Regions from separate parts of the Mus musculus genome. Here region 1 is linked to region 2. A link is a loop called in an ENCODE intact Hi-C map of the cell type or tissue named here. Cell type or tissue: left cerebral cortex. All regions are shown on one strand. Each heading gives the region's core, and the rest is flanking DNA. Links, peaks and the distances in the headings are about the cores only. Region 1 holds the start of Gm31850 (a long non-coding RNA gene). Region 2 overlaps Anks6 (ankyrin repeat and sterile alpha motif domain containing 6).

Region 1 (11,517 bases), core at 1,684-9,683, 440 kb after region 2:
CAGACTGGGGGAACAGATGGGCTGTGGCAGTCACACACAGTGATCAACAACCTGGGGCTTTTCCCCGGTAGGAAAGGAAAGCCTGGGTTCTCAGGGGATATAAGCGGGCAGTATGCTTGAATGGCTTCTGGAATGTTCTTCTCAATGGAAAACAAAGACTGTAAGCCACAGCTGTAGCTCTATGTAGACCTACCAGTGACTCACCCAGCTTCTGCTCAGGCAGCACCTGCCACTGTGTGCTGGACTGTGCGGGGAGAGCTCAGAGCTATTTATCACCGAAGCTTCATACTTTAAAAGGTGCTAGAGAGATGGCTTGGCAGTTAAGAGCAACGTCCTGAGTTCAATTCCCAGCAACCACGCGGTGGGTGTCTCACAACCATCTATACTGGGATCTGATGCCCTCTTCTGGCATGTAGGTGTACATGCAGATGGAACACTCATGCGTAAAATAATTAAATCTTTTAAAATATACACTCATGCCCACACACATGTATATAGATACAGATATGGAACTTAGCTATAGAAAATTTCCCATTTGTGTTTTAAAAAATAGCTATTGGAACTCAGACTGGATGTGCACACCTGTGTATCCCAGCTATTCTAGAGGCTGAAGCAGGAGGAGGAACTAGGAACCAGCCCGGGACACGTGATAGGACCATCTCAAGAAAAGCAAAGGAGAGCCATGCGTGGTGGAATATGCATATTGCCAAGACCTGCACAGCCTTGGGATTGACCCAACAGGGACAACACGGGAAGGAAGGAATGACAGACACACACAGAGGAGCTAGGCTGGGCTGGCCAGCGTGCGCCGATGTACCAGTAGCGTGGGTTCATTATATGCAGCCGCACCAGGGGAGAATGACTCTCAGCATTGGCATCCCTGACGTGGTTCTGCTCAGGACTGCGTCCACGACTGCATCCACTCCACACAGCCTCAGTCTTAGCACTTGGGAGATGGAGGCAGGAGGGTCTGGAGTTCAAAGCTAGCTTCAGCTGTGTAGCAGATACAAGACCAGCTTGGGATACATGAGACCGTGTCCAAACAAACACACAAAACCAGAAAGGCAAACAGAAAGGAAAAAGAAGGGGCTGGCAGTGGGCAGCGCCCGTCCTCGGATGCCACCCAGGCTGGGTTTGAGTCCTCTGGTCAAAAGTATGCAAAACCCTTGAGCATCACACAGGCATGTGTACAAAGTGATGCTTAACAAGAAGCTATGCACACAGCTGCAAACACCTGACGCTGTGTGCTGATTTAAAAACATCCAGGGCAGGTCGGGAGGCCATGCCATATCCCAGAATGATGGAGGGGGAGGCAGGATGCAGAGGAATTCAAGGTCTTCGGCAGCAACTTAGTGCGCTGGAAGCCAGCCTGGACTACCAGAGGCTAAGAATGGTCCAGCAATGGCAGCCATGTTGAACTCCAGGTCTAGGGTGCTCCCTACCACATCTCGCTGGAGAAGTCTTTCACACCCCCTCTCTGTGTCATTCGGGAAGGAAGTTTTAGCAGTAGCTCCTTTAAGGGTGACTTCCCTAGAGCAGGATGTTTGCGGCACCACTGCTGACCCACCTTGCTCTTTTTCCAGGATGACATGGAAGCATATCGGACCCAGAACCGCTTCCTCAACTCTGAGATCCACCAGGTCACCAAGATCTGGAGGAAGGTGGCGGAGAAGGAGAAAGCCCTGCTGACCAAGGTACCGGGGCCAATGGCCACATCCGTGTTCCTCCACTCCCTGCCCCTTGCCGCCCCACCTCCCCTTCCCTAATCTCTCAGCCCTGTCACTCCTGTGGCAGCTTTGCAGAAGGTAGACGTGGCATACAAGTCGGTCTGGAGTCTCTCCAGAATCCCTGAAGCATTGGAAACAAGACACAGGAAGTTCTCAGTGAGAGGAAAGAGGTGGACAGGGAGAGACCAGGAGGGTAGGAAGGCCAAAGGCTCCCCCAGAGGGTTGAATTGAAGTGCCCATCGACACATGCAGGTGGTGCCTGGGCAGGACGGTAGCATTGGCAGCTTCAGCTCTGAGGCCAAAATGAGAACTGAGATGACCCAACAGTCATGCCAAAATTCCACTGTCTCCGTCTCACAGAGACAGAAAGCAAGGCCCAGAGGGCACACTTGACTCACCCAAAGCCGGCTGACTTGTTCACTGAAGTGGAGATAGGGATGGGAGTGCAGGGGCACACTCCAGGCTGAGGAAGAGGGTCCCCCGAAAGCCGAAGGAGGAAAGTACAGTGAGGGCAGCAGGGGCAGCCCTGAGGGTTGAGCCCGCAGAACTGTCTCTGTGCCCAGTACCGGGCAAGGCTTTTACATGAGGCTGGCTGATCCTTGCCAGACTCCTGAGGAGACCCCACGTTACCCCTGTTTAGGCTACCAAAGCCGCGAACAGCTTTGGGCCCTTCCAATTCTGCTTCCCCCGCCAACCCCTCTCCTGGACCCGCAGATAGAGAAAGGAGGTCATGGCTTACAGCAGGGAAGTGAAAGAGACCCAGGACCGAGGAGGGAGTGGGATCCTGTTTTTGTACCCCTGTTACATCTGCCCCTGGCCTCCTTTTGATCCCACTCCCTCCTTAGTCCTGGGTCTCTTTCACTTCCCTGCTGTAAGCCATGGCCTCCTTTCTCTATCTGCAGGTCCAGGAGAGGGGTGGGCAGGGGAAGCAGAATAGGGAGGGCCCAAAGCTGCTCATGGCTCTGGTAGCCTAAGCAGCCCAGATGCCTGACCAGCCGCTCCATTCTCGCAGTGCGCCTACCTGCAAGCCAGGAACTGCCAGGTAGAAAGCAAGTACCTGGCCGGGCTTCGGAGGCTGCAGGAGGCAGCAGGAGCCGAGGCTGGTGACTTCCCTGAGCTGCTGCAGCAGCTGATCCAGGAGGCCCTGCAGTGGGAAGCCGGAGAGGCGGACAGCGTGGGGCTGAGCCCCGTCAGGTGAACCCAGTGGGCAACCAGGGAGGGGCTGAGCGGTAATGGTGAGATCCTTGTCGCTAGTGCCGCTGGCCACACATGCCAGCACTACACAGCTGTGGGCTCCCCAGGCTCAGGCACATAGGATGCGGGACACACAGCTGAGGGGGGCAGGCCTGTTGGAGGCACACAGACCACATAGCCACCGCGCCCACAATTACTCAAGCTGCCTCCTGCAGCCAGACCCTGGTTGGGCACAGCAAGCAGGAAGTTGTGTCTGTTGGGCTCCAGGGTCACTGGCAGTTGTCTTCCAGGTTTGCTTTGTGTCCCTAAGCAAGTCACTTTGCCTCTCTGCTCTCTGTATTCAGCACCCACGTAATTGGGGTGAGGAGCCCCACCTCGCAGGCTCCCTGGGGATGGCTAAGATGGCTCACACAGTGAACTGCAGCCAGTGAATGCATCTCTCCTGGCTCTTCTGTTTACCGAGGGGATCTTCCGAATCTTCAGGAGGTTCTCCCTACTGTACAGATAAGCAAACTGAGGCCAGGCTCTGGAGTGGTCTCAGTGCACCCAGGGTGCGAGCCCATCCAGGGACAGCCGTGCTAACGTGGTCCTTTTTCCATCAGCGAGTACGACGACTATGGCTTCCTGACGGTGCCAGACTACGAGATGGAAGACCTAAAACTGCTAGCCAAGATCCAGGCCTTGGAGGTGCGCTCCCACCACCTGCTGGCCCACGAGGCTGTGGAGAGGCCACTACGGGACCGCTGGGCTACCCTGACGGAGCTCACGCCCTCAGCTGAGCTCAAGCAGCTGCTTCGGGCAGGGGTGCCCCGAGAGCACCGTCCCCGAGTCTGGAGGTGGCTGGTCCACCGCCGTGTCAGGCACCTGCAGGCTCCCGGCTGCTACCAAGAGCTTCTAGCCCGGGGCCGGGCATGTGAGCATCCTGCGGCTCGTCAGATCGAGCTGGACCTCAACCGGACCTTCCCCACCAACAAGCACTTCACCTGCCCGACCTCCAGTTTCCCTGACAAGCTCCGTCGGGTGCTTCTGGCCTTCTCCTGGCAGAACCCCACCATTGGCTACTGCCAAGGCCTGAACAGGTGAGCCCCACGGAGGTGAGAACACAGCCCTCTCTTCCCCGCGTGCCTGTGCCTCCGTTTCTTATCTCAGAACCCAGGCCTTTGGGGTTGGTGCTTGCCACACTTCCTGCAGAATGTCTGGCGGGTCTTAGGAACGGTCCCCGTGTTTGCAGGAGTGCTATCAGCTCAGAAAGCGGATCTCCCTGGGTTACTGTCTGTTTGACTCTGGTCAGCAACAGAGGGAGATGGATCACGTTGAGGATAGAACCACTCCATTGGTAGAGGTGGCCGTCCTCTCCAACACTGGGGGACTCTCAGGAGTCCCCTGGTTATTGCCATAGAAACTGCATAATCTCCGATATTTCCCAAAGCAAGTTTGACTCAATTTATTTCGAGCACACATATCCTCGAGCTGACTTTACATAGGCTGTCTGCTCTCCCTTCAGAACAGGTGATGCGTGGCATTTATCTAGCACAGAGTCAGCGCTCAAAATGCCCTCACTCATATTTCAATGGGTCCCAAGGGCAGAGACTTTCTGCATTTCTATTTCCAGTCTAAATGTGAGTGAAATTGAGCATGTGTGTGTAATTCTGGGATTTGTGAGTTAAACTCCCAGCAGCCCCGTAGCTCAGTCCAGACCTCTCTCAGCACGACTGTCGGGATCTATCGCTGTGCTGCCTGGGACAGGCGATATCTGTTAGCCCACCCTCTCTTACTAACCCAGCAAGACTGTGTAGTCCTTTCTACATACGTTAAATTCCAGAAGGGACACGTGCGAATCTTCTTTCAGAATAGCTGTGAAGGGACAGGTAAGATGGCCCAGAAGGTAAAGGGGTCGGCTGGGCTCGAACCCCGGATGGAACACACATGGCGGGGGAGAGAATCAGCCCCCACAGTTGTCCTCTGGTCTCCGCACACTTGGCACGTGCATACATAGTCACACATAAATGTAATTGTTTTAAAAAGTTTCAGAGGGCTTAGAGAGATGGTGTCTTGGTGCTTCTATCATTGTGATAAAACACCATGACCAAAAGCAGCTTGAGGGGGAAAGAGTTAATTTCATCTCACAGCTTGCAGTCCATCCTCCAGGGAAGCCAGGGCAGGACTCAGCCTCAGCGGGGACTGGTATAGAGGCCCTAGAGGAACCGGTGCTTGCTGGCTTGTTCCCATGGCTTGCTCTGCCTACCTTCTTACAGCACCCAGGACCACCTGCCCAGAGGTGGCCCCACCCACAGTAGGCCAAGCCCTCCCACAGCAAATGCTAACGAAGAAAATGCCTTCCCCAGCTGGCCTGTAGGTGTTTTCTCATTTGAAATTCCTTTTTCCCAAATGACTCTAGCTATGTCCAGTTGACAAAACTCTAGCCAGCATAGTCTGGCAGCAGTTAAACTATGTCGGAGGACAAGGCTCAGGTTCCCAGCAGCCATACGGTGGCCTGAAACCACCCATAACTCCAGCTCTAGGGGATCTGATGCGGTCTTCTGGCCTTCATGGACACGTATATAAACGTGGTGCACATAACCCCACGTAAGAACACGTAGATACACATGAGAGCAAATAAAGCAGTGAGTGCTAGTGAGTTCTTGACCAAAAATCAGGAGTAGGTGGCGTAAAGATAGGCTGGTGACAGAGACCAAAAATCTTAGCACCACAAGAAGCCGGAGCAGGAGAATCACAAGTTCACGGCCTTTCTGCCTGGACTAGAGTTGAGTTCAAGGACAGCTTGCATGATGTAGGGACTACCTTGTCTCAAAAAAGAAAAAGAAAAGGGGAGGGAGAGGAGAGGAGAGGAGAGGAAAGGAAAGGAAAGGAAAGGAAAGGAAAGGAAAGGAAAGGAAAGGAGAGGAACCCAAGGCCGTGACTCAATGGTAGGATGCAAGGCCCTGAGTTTAACCCCCAGAACTTTCAAAAATAAAATAAAATAAAATGGAAACAGAAGCTATGAGGACCAGAAGCTCCGGGATTAGGTGAGTGGTGAGTTTTAAGCTCTGACCCTGCAGGTGGAGGTGGGGGCCCCATCTTCCAGCTGAGACCTGAGCTTATAGAAGCTGTCCAGAATTTCACTGTGCGTGGCAGCCCAGCAGCCTCTGGCCCTGGATTGGCCCATGCCCAGTCCTTCCTACAACCCACCCTCTAAGTGGGAGCTGGGCTACCCCCAAAGCTTTTCTAATCCAGTGTCCTTTACAGAGGCCGGAGGCCTTAGCCACACAGGGGATCTGAACTCCAGAGGTTGGCTAATGGCTAAAGGACAGGGAAAGCTGTCATGGTAGGAGCCTCAGGAACAGAATGCCCTGGTATAGAGGGAAGTAAGACCAACAAGAAGGTGGCCACAGGAGGACACTTGAAGCAAAAGGGGGCAGGTGCCTTTCAGTGTATCTCTTGAGGAAACCTTTGCTTAAATTGATATGCAAGCACACATAATTGGTATCCACGCAAATATTTATGTTATTGCTTTAAATAGAAAGCTATGTACACTAGAGCCTGCCTTGATCTCAAGAGAGGTAATGTTTTTTGCAGCTTCAAGTCCCTTATGGCTGTCTGTGTCGCCATCTAGTGGTCAATCTTAGAACTGCATGCACTGTGGCCGAATAAACAGTTCACCTAAGGCAGCTTGTTCCTAGGGTTACAGATAATGCAGAGATGTGTGTTGCCAGCTCAGAGCAAGCATTTGAAGTCCATTTCCCCATGAGAATAATGTGAGTGCACTAAATGTCATTCTTGCCGCCCTCTGCACATGCCTTTGCAGGCCTGTTCAGGTGGTGTCCCATTGTACTCCCCCCCCCCCCCTCAGCAGTGGTGAGTCCTGGCAGGAACCACCCTCCAATAACTGGCCATCTGTATGCAGAAGTCTAAGACAATACAGCCTGGAGTTCCTGATCTGAGGACATCCTGAGCTTTGTGGGAAAAGGGTGGGTTAGGACAGACAGCAGCAGGCTGGACTTGGGCATCCGGGATTGGTCCCCTCTGCCGAGATGATCTTAAGTGATGGCCACTTTTGCCTTCTGAGTTCCGCTCTCCCCATCTGTGCAGTAAGATGTTTGCCTGGACCAGAGGTAACCCATAAGAAGAACCTACCAGAGACCCGTTTGAAGGAATGTCTAGGGTAGTGTTCAGGCTCAACAGCCAAAAGTTCCATGGTTGATTACATGTGTCTCCCCTGGTCACGGACGGAGTGGTAGTTGTCACACAGGACATTTTCTGTTCTTGAACCTGGTGACCTCTATGGGTCCCCTCCCCCTGCTCCAAGAGCCTCCAATGTCCCAGGAGACCTGTGGCTGTTTTTCTCTTTTTGCACTCAGCTCAGAGTCAGGAGGGTTTGTGTAAATACCCATGGAAGGCAGAGCCAGACAGGGCGAGGAGCGGGTCGTTCCCGATGCGAGCAATCGGCTGAGGAGGAAGGGCGCACGTTCCTTGTTTGGGGGGAAACAGTCCTGTTCTAAGCCATGAACCTCAAAAGGAAATGGAGGCCATGAACGCAAACCATGAAGAACCCCAAGACACATAAACAAACACTTGGCTCTGCAAGGCTCTGCAAGGCTCTGCAGTGCAGGCTGGGGTGGTGCACGCCTGCAATGCCAACACCCGCAGACTGCGGCCAGAGGATTGCAAGTTCTAGGCCAGACTGTCTCAAAATAATTAATAAGAGTAATAATAATCAGGGCTGGAGAGATGGCTCAGAGGTTAAGAGCACTGACTGCTCTTCCAACGGTCCTGAGTTCAATTCCCAGCACCCACATGGTGGCTCACAACCATCTGTAGTGAGATCTGACACCCTCTTCTGGTGTGTCTGAAGACAGCTACAGTGTACTCACATACATAAAATAAATAAATCTTTTTTAAAAAAAGGGTCAGGAAGACATTTTAAAAATTAAAATAAAATAAAAACCAAAGCTTCTGTAATTGCACAGAGAGCCCATGACTTCCAGTGCAGCCCCTTCCCCTACAGATGCCCTGAAGAGGGCTGCCCTCAGACCTAAGGACCCCATGGTTCCCAGAAACCCCCCCCCCTGTGTCAGAGTGTCTGTCCTTTGGGCTCATTGCTACAGAAAGTCGTGAGGCTTTGCTGAAGCACTCTGAGCCTCGGAGAGTGTCTGGGACGGGCTGTGTGTTTGCCAGGGTCCATGGAAGCTGGGGAGTGGTCTCTTGGGTCGGCCTGGATGTGTCCCCTCAGGGAAGGTGGAAGAAGCAGAGTGCTTCTCTCGGGGGAGATGTCCCCACGCAGCTCAAGGCTTGTCTGTCTGTCCTCCCTCCCCCCGCCCCCCGGTCTCAGTAGGACCTCATAACTGGTGAAGGCGCATAGGAGGAAAGGCTGTGTGTGCTCAGCACAGGGTGTGCCAGCGAGAAAGGCACAAGGTCTGCTCTCCCTTGGGACCACACAGCCCCGACAGGTGGGCGGTGTCCCTCACAGGCTCTCAGAGCTTGCCATCGCGAAGGTGAAGGTAGCCAGTACTTACCGAGCACTGACTGCGCTACATGCACCAGGTGGACAGTAAACATGCTGACTGCCAACAGCGCTGAGCACTGGTCCTCACCCAGCCCTGATGCTTATGAGGAGGTTGAGGCTGAGACAGGTTAAGTAGTTTACCTAAGGCCACCCAGGAAACAATCCTTACCATAATTTCCATCCAGGCAACCCAGCCTCAGAGCCTCTGTTCTGAATTGATCTCCACGGCTCTGGACGTTGACCTGTGAGCATCCTCCAAACCTCTCACCCCGGGCGCCATGACTACCAGCCTGGTCTGGGTTTCGGGCTAGCCCAGTGCCATATGGGAGGACTCAACCCAGGCCCCCAGGATGCTCTCTCTGCCACGCAGCACTGTAACTGCTATGGGTCGGTCACTCCTGGCTCCTCCCTCTTCTGCAGGCTGGCGGCCATCGCCCTGTTGGTCCTAGAAGATGAGGAGAGTGCCTTCTGGTGCCTGGTGGCCATTGTGGAGACCATACTGCCGGCTGAGTACTACAGCAAGACACTGACTGCATCCCAGGTGAGCAGGAGGGTGGTACACGGGCCCCGCCCGAGGCAACCCCCTCCCCCAGAGGAGTTCCTTCAGGCCAGCAGATCCTGGGACTCTGCCTCTCCAACACAACAGTGGCCTTTGAACCCTCTCTATCTGCTAGAAGCCCCTTGGCACTGAGGGCCTGTAAGATGGTGAGGTCCTACCCACCTGCAAGTTGGCCCAGTGGTGACGCCATGCCCCCGGGAAGCTTTGCTTTCTGGGGAGGGAGACAGAAATCAACATCCCTTGCCATCTCCCAGTCAAGAAAAGAGAGAGACCACGTGATGGTGGGCTGGGCAGTGGGCTTGGGGTGAGGATGCCACATCCCCGGGGAGGGTTGCTGCCCCGAACCAGGCAAAGAACCCCAGGCTGGCCTACTCTAGAATAGTAATAAGGTCACTTTGTGGGCTTAAGAACTGTTAAGTCATATCCCCATCCCCTACCGGGTTCTTGCTGAGGCAACCCTTCTGCCTTTCAGCCTCCATCCTTCCTTCACCCCTCCCCCCCCCGCTCTCTCCCCTCCTGCTGCCATGTCTGACACCCACCGCTCCTCCTGGGTGCCCTTTGAGATGGCAGGGATCAAGCGCAGCTGCAAGGAGAGAGCCAGCTCAGACAGAAGGGACTGCACCTGGCCTCATGGAGAGGAAGGGACCAAGTATGGTCCTTGATGCCGCAGGGTCAGGCTCCCCCCGGCTGCCTGCTCCGCCAGCCTCATGTTCATCACCAGTTGGTTACAAGAGGGCTGTGCCACCCTCAACCCCGTCTGTGGCCGTGGTGTACGCCAGAAGCAGACAGGTGGCCGCTGGAGTTTCAGTCTGCAGTTTCTCCTTTCTGTCTTCTTTTGGTTAGAACCATGTCTTAGGTCTGCCCCGCTACAGTAAGGCCGGCTGGGAAATACCATAGCTCATTGTTGCGTCTTAACATCTCTGAAAGGGAGATGCATTGAGCACCAGCATCAAGCTTGCTTTGGGTTTACCTTGACCTTGGAGAATTGGCTACATTCAGAACAGAGACGATAGGCAGCCGGGGACCCCACCTAGTGTCCCCAGTTACCAACAGAGGGAGGAGTCTGCCCTGCCTTGACTGCTGTACTGTGGATCACAGGCAGTTCTTGGTCCCATTTCATCATAGATCTGGTGACTCACATGGGGCTCTGACGAGGTCATGCCTCTGAGGGAAGAAGGGAGGGAGGGAAGGGCATCCCTGGGTACTCACCACAGCAACACTGATGTCCAGACAGACTTGCACAGGGAGGACTGTCACAGTTCTAGGCAAGAAGGAGCAGGAGGGGACACAGATCAGGGCACTGCCAAGGAGGAGGGATCTGTCCCAGGAGTAACAGTAGCCATGTCCACTGAAATAAATAAGGTAGAACCACCAGGAGAGGTCACTAGCAGCTGTGGCCTGCAGCTTCCTGCTTTAGATTCCTGCCACCTGATGTGTCAGGACACACTGCGATATCAGTATCTGTCTCAGGCCCTCACCCCAAGTGTCCGCCAAGCATCTTAAGAGTCAGACCAATATGGGTCTAGAGAAGCCACCTTGAAAAGTCTCTTTTGTTCCTGAAAACATGAGACAACTTAGTTGTCGGGGACATTGGCTGGGTAAAGGGGCCAAGGACTTACCCACAGAGAGACCCATGGCAAAGCCTGTTGCTTTGCCCAAGTGTCGGGAGGCATGGTGATGTTGCTGCACCTGCCACACACACACACCACTCCCAGTACAAAACAGGCCTGCCCAGGACCTCTGACGTGGGGCCTGAAGAGCAGGCAGAGAGGGAGCCAGCCGAAGTGACAGGCCTCTTCTGCCTCCCAGGTGGACCAGCGGGTGCTCCAGGACCTCCTCTCGGAGAAGCTGCCCCGACTGACTGCGCACCTGGGGCAGCACCGTGTAGACCTCTCTCTCATCACTTTCAACTGGTTCCTCGTGGTCTTCGCCGACTCTCTCATCAGTGACATCCTCCTGCGGGTCTGGGATGCCTTCCTGTATGAAGGGACCAAGGTAAGTGTGCCTGGTCCCACTGAACGGAAAGACGGCCACCTGCCAGAGCCATCTGTGATACTAAACTGTAAAGTGCTCTGTGCAATATGAGAGGAAGCAGCGGCCCTGCCTCTGGAGCCTGGGTCTGGTCCAAGCCTTGCCTGTGACCTCACCAGGCGACCCACCAGCAAAGATGCTACTGGGACTAACGCCCTTGACTCCAGCAGGGCAGTGCCTCTTCGTGTCTTGTAGAGAGCTCAGGCGTTCAGCGACCAGGCATAAAGCAATGTTTCAAGCTTCCTTTAGGGCTTCCTGTCACCTGTCCCTCCCTCCCACTGCCTCCCACACTTTGTGGCCCTAGGCTTCCACTCTGGCCTGCCAGAAACCTCCATATTCCCGGAGTCGCTGAGTCGTGTCCCCCCCCCCAGCACCCCCCAACAGTACCTGCCTGGGTCTGTACCCCACCTGAACCCCACTGTGCCCTAGGTGGTGTTCCGATATGCTCTGGCCATCTTCAAGTACAATGAGGAAGCGATCCTGCAACTCCAGGACAGCCTGGA
Region 2 (11,517 bases), core at 1,944-9,943:
GCCCGAGGCGGGAGCGGAGCCGGCAGGGCCCGAGGCGGTCCGGGCAGCGGAGGCCGGGGCGCCGGTGCCGGTGGACTGTTCCGATGAGGCGGGCAACTCGGCGCTGCAGCTGGCGGCGGCCGGTGGCCACGAGCCACTCGTAAGGTTCCTGCTGCGCCGCGGAGCCTCGGTCAACAGCCGCAACCACTACGGCTGGAGCGCGCTCATGCAGGCGGCCAGGTGAGCGGGGACCGGGAAGGAGAGAGTCCGGGACTCGTGAGAGTGCGAATGGCAGACTTGGAGCTTTGCCTTTTGGTCATCTGTATGATGGAAATAAAAGGGCGGTTTCAGAAACACAAGATTAGGGATGTTAGAAACTTTGGCTTCTGAACAGTGTGGAGGCTGCGGAGTGCATCTTCTAGACGTTCATTCATTCCGTTTTGCATCAAGGGTCTCCTAAGAATCTGTCTACTCACCCTGGCTTTGGGGGTTGACCGAATAGATAACTGGGATCCAATTAAGTCCCTATTTTGGGGATATGAGTGGGGTGGGTGGGTAAATAAAGTAGCATTCTTGATCTGGAAGGTCTGACAGTAGTAGCTGACCCAGTTGGAGGAATAGAGGCGATTTTTAGTGGAAATGAGGTGTTAAGACTCGAGGATTTGTAAGAGTTATCCAGGACCGGAAAACGAGGAAGCGAGGGAGAACAAGCACACTGCAGACACATAGTGATGAAAGGTGGTCAGACAACTGGGAGGATGCTGCGACCCAGAGGGGGCTGGAGACAAGCCCACCATTGGAGGAAGAAAGTAGGTGCCAGATTGGGGCTGAACAGAAACCCACAATCTAAGGATGATCAGGAGTGTGGAAGGCACAGGGCACTGTGACCGGAACAGACTTTTGTTTCGGGTAAGTTACATTCAGCACCTGTGAGAATAGGCAGAGAGATGGGCCAGAGTCAGGAAGGCTGGCTAGGAAGACAGCAGCCAAGGAAGAGACAATTAGTGGCCTGGATAAACCTGAAGTTGATCCTCGTGGTTGTGTGACCCTGCGAAGGGGTTGGGAGAGGCAGCAAAATCCATCTCTAGATTTCTGACTCGTATAAATATACTGAGCTGTAAAAAAACAAGAAAAGAGACAATGCTTGTTTTGTTTTTAGATTTGTTTTTATTTTATGTGTATGAGCGCCTGTGTATATGTGCACCACATGTGTGCCTGGTGTCTGAGGGAAGCCAGAAGAGGGCGATGGGTATCCTGGAACTGGAGGTACAGACACAGATGGTAGAAACCAAACCTGGCATCTTTTTGAGAGCAGCAGGTACTCTTAACTGCTGAGCCATCTCTCTAGCCCTAGAGGGAGAGTCCTGAGAGTGAGCATAGCTTTCAGTCACATAGCAGGTTGTACCGGTGGAGAATGCCAGGGCAGCAGAGGTGACCGTAAAACCTTTTTCCTAGGTCCCTTTCCCCTTAGGGGCAGTATCTACTCTTCCTCCAGGTGAGCCTTCTCCTGCCTAGGTACCCCCTCAATGGCTTGTGATATCCCCAGAATGCACCCCCCTCCGTCTTCCTCTCCATCCCCTCACCCTTGTCCGCAGATACCTCTGTAGCTGTCTCCCACCATACTCCTCTGCTCCAGGTATACCTTTGCCCCTGCCCCCTTGAAGAGCTTCCAGATCTTTCTGGAACAAGTGCTTGGCTGTGCCTGTCACCAGCAGCTGCCCTAGACTCAGGATGACACTTCTGTCTGTCCACATCTGTCAGTACATCCGCCCTGGTCTCTTAGGCTCAGGCCTGGATTTCATCCGGGCCTTCTCTGCATTACTTTGTACTTTTTAAAAAAGCTGAGCCGGGCGTGGTGGCGCATGCCTTTAATCCCAGCACTCGGGAGGCAGAGGCAGGCGGATTTCTGAGTTCGAGGCCAGCCTGGTCTGCAAAGTGAGTTCCAGGACAGCCAGGGCTATACAGAGAGACCCTGTCTCGAAAAACCAAAATAAATAAATAAATAAATAAATAAAAAGCTGAAACAAGATTATCTTTCCACCTTACTGGTGAGACCCTGAGATTTAGATATCAGAATGTGTGTTGGCAGGGAGTCTCCACAGAACCCTTAGCCTGAGTTCTCCTCTTCTGCTCTCAGCAAAGCCCCTCCTCTCTCAAGCTTAGCTTCTTCCAGGAAGCCTTCCTTGATGTGGCCATGGTCTCTGGTCTCACCATACCAGGCTGGCTCGCTGTGCACCCAACCCTGGCTATACCTAAGACTCCCTGGGATGTCTCTCCACATGGGGTTCCTGGGGTTACCTTTCTGAAGGCCGTGACTCGGAAGCTGAGGAGAGAGGTGGGGAACAGGAAGGGTTGTGAGAAAGACGCTCAGAATGACTTTGTACATTGGAGAGGCCCAGGTGTACACCTTCTCTCTGAGATCCACCCACTATAGAGACCTTGCAAGCCCTGAGCATTTGCTGAAAGCTTTGCTTGTCATGGTTTGCAGCACTGGCTTGTCCCAGTGCCACCAACCCCTGTCACCTATTTTTTTGCTGTTTACCAAGTTCTGCAGAATTGTCCACATCATCTGGTTAATTTCTTTCTTTCTTTCTTTCTTTCTTTCTTTCTTTCTTTCTTTCTTTCTTTCTTCCCTCCTCCTCCTCCTCCTCCTCCTCCTCCTCCTCCTCCCTCCTCCTCCTCCTTCTCTTCCTCCTCCTCCTTCTTCAGAATTGTCCACATTATCTGATTATTATTATTATTCCTCCTCCTCCTCCTCCTTCTTCTTCCTCCTCCCCCTCCTCCTCCTCCTCCTTCACCCCCTCCTCCTTCTTCATCTTCTTCAGAATTGTCCACATTATCTAATTATTTCTTCCTCTTCCTCCTCCTCTTCTTCCCCTTCCCCATCATCATCATCATCATGATGTCTGATTATTATTGCCTTAATGTGGATCAGGCTGGTTCTAAACTTGAGAGCCTCCTCTACTTCCCCAGTGCTGGGACTTGGGTGTGCACCATCACACCCATCACCTCCTGTTTATCTTGATGGGCAGGATACTTAACCTAACCATGATGGTTAATTAACAGTTTAACAGATTCAAAGGACTTTCTTGTATAAAAGTTGGTGAAAGGACCCTGAAGTCAGCCCAGAGGATGGGGGAGGGGGGAACTGCTTCTGAATCCGGCAAAGACAGCAGCAGGTGTCTCTGCAGAAGTGATTTTCTAAAATAAAAAAAAAAAAATTTATTTTATATATGTGAGTACACTGTCACTGTCTTCAGACACACCAGAAGAGGGCATCGGATCTCATTACAGATGGTTGTGAGCCACCATGTGGGTGCTGGGAATGAAAATCAGGACCTCTGGAAGAGCAGCTAGTGTTCTTAACCACTGAGCCACCTCTCCAGCCCCCGTAGGAATGGTTTTTAAGGAGAAAACAGGGAATCTGTGCTAGGGTGAGTTAGTTGGTGAGTCCTGATTGGACAGATTAGCCAGTATAGCCAAATAATGAGTTTTGATTGCTAGACCTGGGCATTTTCATAGTTGAAACTGGGTATGTTGGTCAGGCACAGGGAAGTAGCCAAATGAGCTAACAGACCTTGGTGGCTAGCTTTTGGAATGTGAGTGATGTAACGGCTTAGCAAGAGAGAGAGAGAGAAGGAAGGAGGGCAAACCCCGCCGGCAGTTGTGTGCGGTGCCTGGGCCTGTTAGAGTCCTTCCGTTGGTAGGGTAAAAAGAGTTGGGGTTTGCGGTCCAAGCACTCCAGCTTTGACACTTTGTAGTTGAGATGCTTTGGGCTGTCTTTTTGTGCTTCAGTTTGCCATGAGCGCTGTTTCCTAATTACCGTTTCATCAGTGAGAGTGTTTTACCTGCACCACTGTCTGTGTGCCATGCGTGCCTGGTGCCCTCAGAAGCAAGAGGAGGGAGGGCATGAGAGCCCTTCGAAGTGGAGTTACAGGCAGTTGTCAGCAGCCAGAGAGGTGCTGGGAACTGAACCTGGAGCCTCTGGAAGAGCGGCCGGTGCTCTCACTGCAGAGCCATCTCTCTGGCCCCAAGAGGTGCCGCTTTGAGAGTATTAGTACGATACTCACCTTACTGTTCTGTGAGCCCAAGGTAGGAGGTACCTCCGTGAGGAGAGGATTAGAACTCACACATGCCTGTTCGCCAGGGCCTGGACACTTTTTAAGTCTCCTCACAGGAGACTCCATTGCACTCTGAGATGGGTTGAGATGCGCTGAGCTGTCTGCTCCCTGGTCCAGGTGGAGGCTCAGGGTCAGAGTCCAGTGTAGGGAGACTTCGTTGAGGGTCAGTTTGTGGGTCCCTTGGTCTCTCTGTCCCTCAAGTCAGGGTGACCTGTGCATGGCCACTCTCCTTTCTTGTGCTCCTCTTAGAATCCTTGGACAGTGCTCCAGATACCCACGGTGCCTGCCTAAGTGGACTTGTGTTTATCATCTTGTTGTGCCTTCCAACATCTGTCCATGAGGCAAGCCGAAGAGACCCTGTGTCAGCACTTGGAGACAATGGCTTCCTATGGTTTAAGTAGAACCGTAGTTCCTATTTGCAAAAATAGATTATTCTTTTCTTCCCCCTCCCCAGTAGTGGGGATGAACTCAGGGCCTGTACTTGGCAGGCAAGCATGCTATCACAGAGTTACCACCTCGGCCCTTAAAGCAGAGGCTCACTGAACTGCCCCGGCTGTCCTTGAACTTACTATGTAGCTCGAGCAGGTCTAATTGCCCTACATCAGCCCTGCCCGCATCATTGGGTCCAGCTAACAGTGGCATTTCTTGAGCACCCACTTTGTATCCAGCACCGTGCTTATTGCTTTAAATGGATTCATTCCTTCAGTCCACCCCAAACCTTCGGAAGTATGTATCATTGTTGACCCCCCTTTAGAGACAAGGAATTGAGGTCCAGAGAAGCTATGTAACTTGTCCACAGCCACAAGGTGAGTTGAGTGACAGAGTCAGATTCACAGACTGATGGATGGCCGGAGAGCTGTGAATCCAGCAACTGACAACTCCCCTCGGGCATTGGTAGTGATTCTGAGCAGGGGACAGCATGGCGAGGTTGTCTAGCCACACCTTGGCCCGTTTACCTTTCACCCACTTCTGTCTTTACCTCACTCATGCCAGGTGCTCTGAGTGGCAGGATCGTGTGCCAGCTCTCAAAGCACAGGTGTTAATTGCTGAAATTAGTTGTCAGCCTCAGCACCTGCTCAGAAGCCCCCAGCAGCCCCGTTTTCAGTAATTACCTATTAGAAAATGAACACACGCAAAATTATCTAGGGCGCCGTTGGATCATTTTATATTTTTCAGCCTAATTGAATGCTCTCCAGGGCTACCTGGGAGTTCAGAAAACATTGCAAAATTCAGTATTTCTGCTCAAATTCAGTCCCTTTGCTTCCCCGGTAGGAACCGGGCAGGCTGGAGGGGCTGCGATTTGAAATTCTTGGGGCCGGTTTGGGTCCTGTCACTTTCAAATTGAGATTAATTGCTCTCTGCTCCACTCTGCTGCCTCCTTATCTGTGAAGTGGGAGGCACTGTGTACATCTCCGGATTTCAAATGAGATAAGAATCTGAAAGTACCTTGTAATCTGCAGCTAGAGATTACACTAGAGTTTGTTTTGTGCTCCCAAAACCGGTGGGAGCTTTTAACTCTACTGCAGTGGCGGTCAAAGCAGCCCCTGGTTGCCTTCTCTCTCTCAGACCTCCCTTCCCTGTCGTCAATGAGTACGTTCATTTATCAGTTCATAGACCGAATGAATATATTGAACCCTAACATGGGCCATCTCCTGTGCTAGTGACCAGGGAAGTCCCCTAACCCTGTCCTTAGTTACAATCAGGTAGGCAAGAAACAGTTTTTGAAAGAGGGCTCAGGTTTAGACAGAGAGAAGCTGCAGACTTGGGGGGTCCTCAGATGGGAGCCCAGGAAACTGCTCAGAGTTGGCGAGATGGGAGCGGGCCCTGAGCAGCACAGAGGCACAGCACCCTGCTTGGCAGGACCCTGTGAGTCACGCTCATGACGGAGTGCCTGGAAGGAGGGTAGGAAGGTGCAGAAAGGGGCTGGGAAATATCAGTGATGTAGGCAGCCCTCCTGGCTGTGGGCAGGTGGGAGGGACCTGGAGGGTTGGGTGGGGGTGGGGGCTCTCTGGAGGACAGACAGCAGGGAAAGGGATGGAGGCGGGAGGGGGCTTGAGTTTGCAGTTTCTGCACGGGAGTGTGTTTCCTCACCCACCTCTCTGCTCGGGAGAAGAGGCCCCCATCCTGCCTTGGGCTGGGGGGCCAGATCACCAGGTTCTCATTTGCACACTGCAGGAGGCAGCCTGGTGTGTCAAGGTTCACAGCCCAGAAGGTATTTTATATTCAGCTGCAGCCTCAGACCAGAGTTCAGCCCTGGCCCTGCCTCCTTCAGGGAAGGAAGCCCTGAGCTTTCGCTGAAGCACAAAATCCACTTCCACAAAGGAGGGCCGAGCGACAACTCAGCCTCCAAGCCTGACCACTGCACTGTAGTCTTCTGACACCCCCTTCCCTGGATTTGTCTTTGTGTCTATCCCCTTAGCCAGGAGGAACCTTCTTTAGCTTGGACACTCTCCGTTCAGAGACCTCACACCTTAAAACATAACTCTGCCCACTGAGAAGCGGCATCTGTCCTCCCCCTGGAGTCAGGGAGTTGGCAGGAGCCTGTCTGTCTTCTCTGGGCCCTGAATACAGCCATAGCTGGAGTTTCTTTGAGAAGGATGGGACTACACCAGGCTCATAGTCACCTGCAGTAAACATTCCTGCCAGCAGGTGGCAGTAGGGCTCCGTGGAGGTGCCAGAGTCCTTTTGCCCAGGGCAGCTGCCACACTGGGATGTGCAGGTGATGGTGGGGGCTGAGGAGGGTAGATATGAATCACCACAAAGGGAACATGAGGGGATCAGCACTGGCAGAGACAGCTTAGCAGGCCATAACTCAGAGTACAGAAAACTCAGATGTGGAGGGCAGAGTGGTATAGGCAGATGGATCTGTCCTCAGTGTGTGTAAATGTGTGCCTGTGTGTGTGTGTGTGTGTGTGTGTATATGTTTTTTTAAATTTTAGATTATTTTCTTTTGTTTTATGTGTATGCTGTTTTGCCTGCATGTCTGTGCACGTATTTGTCTGGTACCCCCTGAGTTTGGAAGACAACTTCAAATACCCTGGAGCTAGAATTGCGGATGGTTGTAAGCCACCAAGTAGGTACTGGGAATCACATCCAGGTCCTCTGCAAGAGCAACAAGTCCTGACTGCTGAGCTGTCTCTGCAGACCCCCACCTTGTTTTCTTGACAGTCTCTCATGGGCCTGGAGCATGGAGAGCAGGCGGGCAGGTTACACCGACCCACTTGTTTTCACGCCTCCACTGCTGGGATTATGTACGCGCACTACTGTGTCCATTTATTTTCTGTGTGTGTACACACATATGCATGTTTGCATGTCTATGGGTACATGTGTGAAGCCTGTGTAAGAAGTTTTCCTTGATGGCGTTCCACACCAGGCTGAGGTCATCCCTTGTGAACAGCCCCTGTGCCTGCAGTAGTTGACATTAGTGAGGGTCATCAGAACTGCTCGATTGTCAGCATTTTCTGTTCAGTGTCAACAACCCCCATCTTCCCGGCAGGTGTGGGCATGTGAGCGTGGCACACCTCCTTTTGGATCATGGAGCCGATGTCAATGCTCAGAATCGGCTGGGTGCCAGTGTGCTCACCGTGGCTTCTCGGGGTGGCCACCTGGGTGTGGTGAAGCTGCTGCTAGAGGCGGGAGCCATTGTGGACCACCACACCCCTTCTGGAGAGTCGCCAGCAACGGGAGGCAGCGGGGATGAACTGCTGGGCATTACAGCCCTGATGGCCGCTGTTCAGCATGGGCACGAGGCCGTGGTACGTCTGCTGATGGAGTGGGGTGCGGACCCTAACCACACAGCCCGGACTGTGGGCTGGAGCCCTCTGATGCTGGCAGCCCTCCTTGGGAAGCTGAATGTGGCGCAGCAGCTGGTGGAGAAGGGAGCCAACCCTGACCACCTCAGTGTACTGGAGAAGACTGCCTTCGAGGTTGCTCTCGACCGCAAGTACAGGGATCTTGCTGAATACCTGGACCCACTGACCACTGTCAGGCCAAAAACAGGTCAGGCCAACCCCCTTCCCCACCACTGGCCCAGTCACTCCCCACTCCCTCCCCCTACCCTCCCACCTCCCACCACTTCCCCCAAAAGTCACCCCCCACCAACACCCTGGTCCCTGCTGTGGCTTTACAGAGATGATTGTTTAGGTTGCACAAGCCAAGGTTTGCCAAACTAAAAATGTGTGCAGAAGGAGTGCACGCAGGCCATGAGCTTTGAGCTACACAGTACCTATGAATGCCGGTTACACACAGGCCTTACACATTTCCCAACATGACCAGGTACTGCTGGGAGTAGGTAGAGCCTGTGAACTTGTACAGTGAGGCCTTTTCTCTCTACCTGACCTTCCTCCCTCAGCTGGCTCTGATGTAAGTGGTCCAAGGATCCCTCTAGAACAGAAGCCGGCAAAGTTTTCTCTGTAAAAGTCCAGGTGATGAAGATTTAGACTTCCTGGGCTATGTAGGTGCTGACCAGTGATTATTGGCCCTTGTTAGAGTGAGAGCAGCTGCATTTAGAATGTAAGTGAGTGAGTGTGGCCTTGTGCTGGGTGCCGAGACAAACTTGGGACAGGTTGGTCCCAAGCCTAGGTTTGTAGCCCCTGTTCTGGAAGGTGCTGGCCACCAGTCCCTGGGGACCAGGTCACTCGTAGTGAGTGTGCAGTGGTTCCCTTCCAAGTCTGGGTTTTCCTGGCAGTCTCGTGTTTGTTTGCTGTTGTTTTTAGGGTTGTTCTTAGAGGAGTAGTCACACAGCATGTTGCATTTTGGAACCTCTGCTCAATAGTGTCACACACAGCCTGGGCACTGAGCAAAGTGGGTGACAAGTGCTGACTCTGCCAGACCTGGCTTGAGCTTCTCTTTGCCCACTCAGGGTGGGCCGTGTGATCACTGTCACGGTGTCGGTGTCGGTGTCAGCTTCCTGGGGATCCTAGTATCAGGTTTCATGAAGTATAGATGCATTTCTCTTGCCAGGCTCTTGTGACAGTTGTACTTTGAAATGTCTGTCCCCGGTGCATAGCTCCCAACAGTGGAAGTTCAGTTTCTCTGCTAGTGTGGGATGCCTGCTATGTTCCAGGCGCCCTTCAAAGCACCTGGCATGTGCCAGCGAACAGTTGAGAGCCAGATCCCTCCCCTTGGTAGGGGAAGGCAGGTTATAAGTAGGAAATAAATGACCATGTGGGAGAGGTTAGTGCCGTGAGTGAGAACAGCAGATGAGAAGAGAGCCAGACTGGCTGTGCCAGGCATTGTGAGATGGCAGGGATGGCCACCCAGGGAAGATAACCACAAGTGGACCTCAGAAGTCCTGCAAGTGCTCTTAACCCCAGGGGACCACCACAGCCGTGAAGGCTGCACGATTGATTGTCATACCGTAGGTCCTTAAGTCATCAGCAGTACAGACACACACTCACTCACACACCGTTCTTCCCTGGAAATGCAGGAAATCCACCCACACAAGATCTTGGCCTCCCTGTGTTCTTTCTTGTCCCAACCAAAGCTGCCCGGTGACTGTGACATTCTTCTGTCTCATGCTGTGCAGAGGCTGGGTCAGGTGTCCTCTCCTTGGGACGTGGTGGAGTCCCTGGACAACACCACTGAAGCCCAGAATAAAGAAAGGCCCAGCCCAGCAGTGCGGGTTATCAGTGCAAATAGCTGTCCTAGCATCAAGAGCCAGGATGGACTGTTAGTGACTCATGGTACCAGGTGGCTGCCTAGCATCCAGCAATAAGATTGGTGACATTCCTGCCCCTCAGAAACCCCGGGCCTCAGCAAACGGAGCTCGTAAGCAATTCGAAGGCACTTACAATTCTACAGATTTTATTTTATGTATATGGGTGTGTTGCCTGGATGAATGTCTGTGTACTGCATGTGGGCCTGGTGCCCCAGGAGGCCAGAAGAGGGCACCAGAGCCCCTGCAATGAGTCACCATGTGAGTACTGGTCATCAAACCTGGGTCCTCTGGGAGAGTGGCCAGTGCTTTTAACTGCTGGACATCTCTCCAGCCCCCAGAGGTGCTTTTTCAGTGACTACGATATGGCTCCATGTGTTGATATTTCACAGGCAAAATTAGCCCTGTTCTTCCGTGTCCCTGGCTGTAGTTGATACTGAGAGTCACGGTATTACTCCATTTTACAGCTTGGCTGGGATGGCTGCTGGAGGCCAGTTAGCACAGTGGTACCTTGATAGGCTTCACATTTCTGAAGCACCTCCTTTCTATGTCACTTGCTGCTCCTTGAGACAACTCCGTGGCACAGATGCTGATGTCAGTGGGGCAGCCAGTGCAGAAACAAACGTGCGTTCTGGCTCACGTGGGGCTCAGGCTCACTGCTCCTCCCAGCCAGCCCAGAGCCATGGGTGTCCCTCATGGAGTTCAGTAAGGCTCAGGAGCCCTGCCTGTGCTGCTCAGCATGCTCACTGGCTTTAGGGAATGCCTGTTTCCTGTTCGTGGATGACTGCTGGGCCTGGTGCGGCGTGGACGTCAGGCCAGAGGCTTGCATTGGTGGACAGGGAGTCGCTGCACCAGGCCAAGGGTCAGAGCCCAGTGTGAACATGTCTGATGGGCAGTTGGCCTGACAATTGTCCACAGACTGGCGGGGCACCGCACTCAAGTGCCTGGGAAGAAAGAAAAGGTGCTTTTCTGGGGTGGGGTGGGGGGCACAGCCATTACTTCCAGAGCTCAGTGATCCAGTGTCACAGGGCTCTCTGACCTTGAACTTAGTTAGTTGTAGTTAGATTTTAGAAGTTTAACAGTTTCTTTTTCAAATTCTTACAGAATGAACATTTTCCAAGACCATACTTTTTTTTTTTATTAACCTAGGTAAATACACCCCACAGTTTGCAGTGTTTTCAAAAGCCTGGGATAACAGCTGCCCAGAAAGGCTGTCACCTAGTCAGTCCCCTGCTCTGAGCTTCTGCCCCATGACTTATAAGGAATTGCCCTTTAGAGCCTGTGCTCTGACCCGATGTGGTTTTAGAGTTCTGTTAAACTTCTCCTCCGTTAATTCTGGAAATCTCTGTTTACCCAGATGAGGAGAAGAGGCGACCAGATATTTTCTATGCCCTGAAGATGGGTAAGTGCTTCAAGGGGTTTTTCTGGATGTTGAAGAGCCCAAGCCCCTCCCTCTAGCCCGATTCCCACACTAATTCACGGGCACAAGGAATCTGATAAAGAAATGCAGTTTTCTTGTTTGCTTTCATTTAGAAGTAATTTCTTAACTTTTGTGATGTTCTAATTCATTCTCACCAGGGAAGGGTGGGCCCTGGAGGCCTCTTATTAGAGTGTTCTACCCACAGACTCTGGAACACTCTAGAACACTTCTAGAACACTCTCCCAGGCCCCTACTGAATCACCAGCTAGATGTGCCTGGCTCTTTCTGCGAGCCTCAGTTTTTCGATGACAGAAGGGCTCTTTAGCCCAGAGTTTCTGTGT

Evidence for each region. A loop is a pair of places that touch in the nucleus more often than their neighbours do. Peaks named below come from ENCODE experiments on the same cell type or tissue, not always from the same donor. Only the 100,000 strongest peaks of a DNase experiment are listed, where the experiment ranks them.
Region 1: it touches region 2 in a loop (4-fold over the local background); 5 of 42 quality-filtered maps call a loop at or near these places.

Annotation. Positions count from the first base shown.
Region 1 is chr4:46,606,431-46,617,947 of GRCm38, reverse strand. Tbc1d2 (TBC1 domain family, member 2) reads left to right here. Exons shown (of 13, transcript NM_198664.3): 7 at 1,584-1,694; 8 at 2,740-2,921; 9 at 3,524-4,000; 10 at 8,845-8,965; 11 at 10,793-10,978; 12 at 11,444-11,517. It overlaps Gm31850 (a long non-coding RNA gene), which reads right to left and starts at 11,136. Exons shown (of 4, transcript XR_001784279.2): 1 at 11,045-11,136; 2 at 9,523-10,960; 3 at 9,146-9,194; 4 at 7,820-8,869. In left cerebral cortex, for the core only: a CTCF peak has its summit at 6,541 (motif pointing left); DNase peaks (open chromatin) are centred at 5,174 and 6,532.
Region 2 is chr4:47,045,651-47,057,167 of GRCm38, reverse strand. It overlaps Anks6 (ankyrin repeat and sterile alpha motif domain containing 6), which reads left to right. Exons shown (of 16, transcript NM_001356426.1): 1 at 1-219; 2 at 7,597-8,099; 3 at 11,114-11,158. Among named protein-coding and RNA genes, the nearest start is that of Anks6, 5.9 kb to the left of the region's middle. In left cerebral cortex, for the core only: a CTCF peak has its summit at 6,740 (motif pointing right); a DNase peak (open chromatin) is centred at 6,752; H3K27ac peaks cover 408 bases.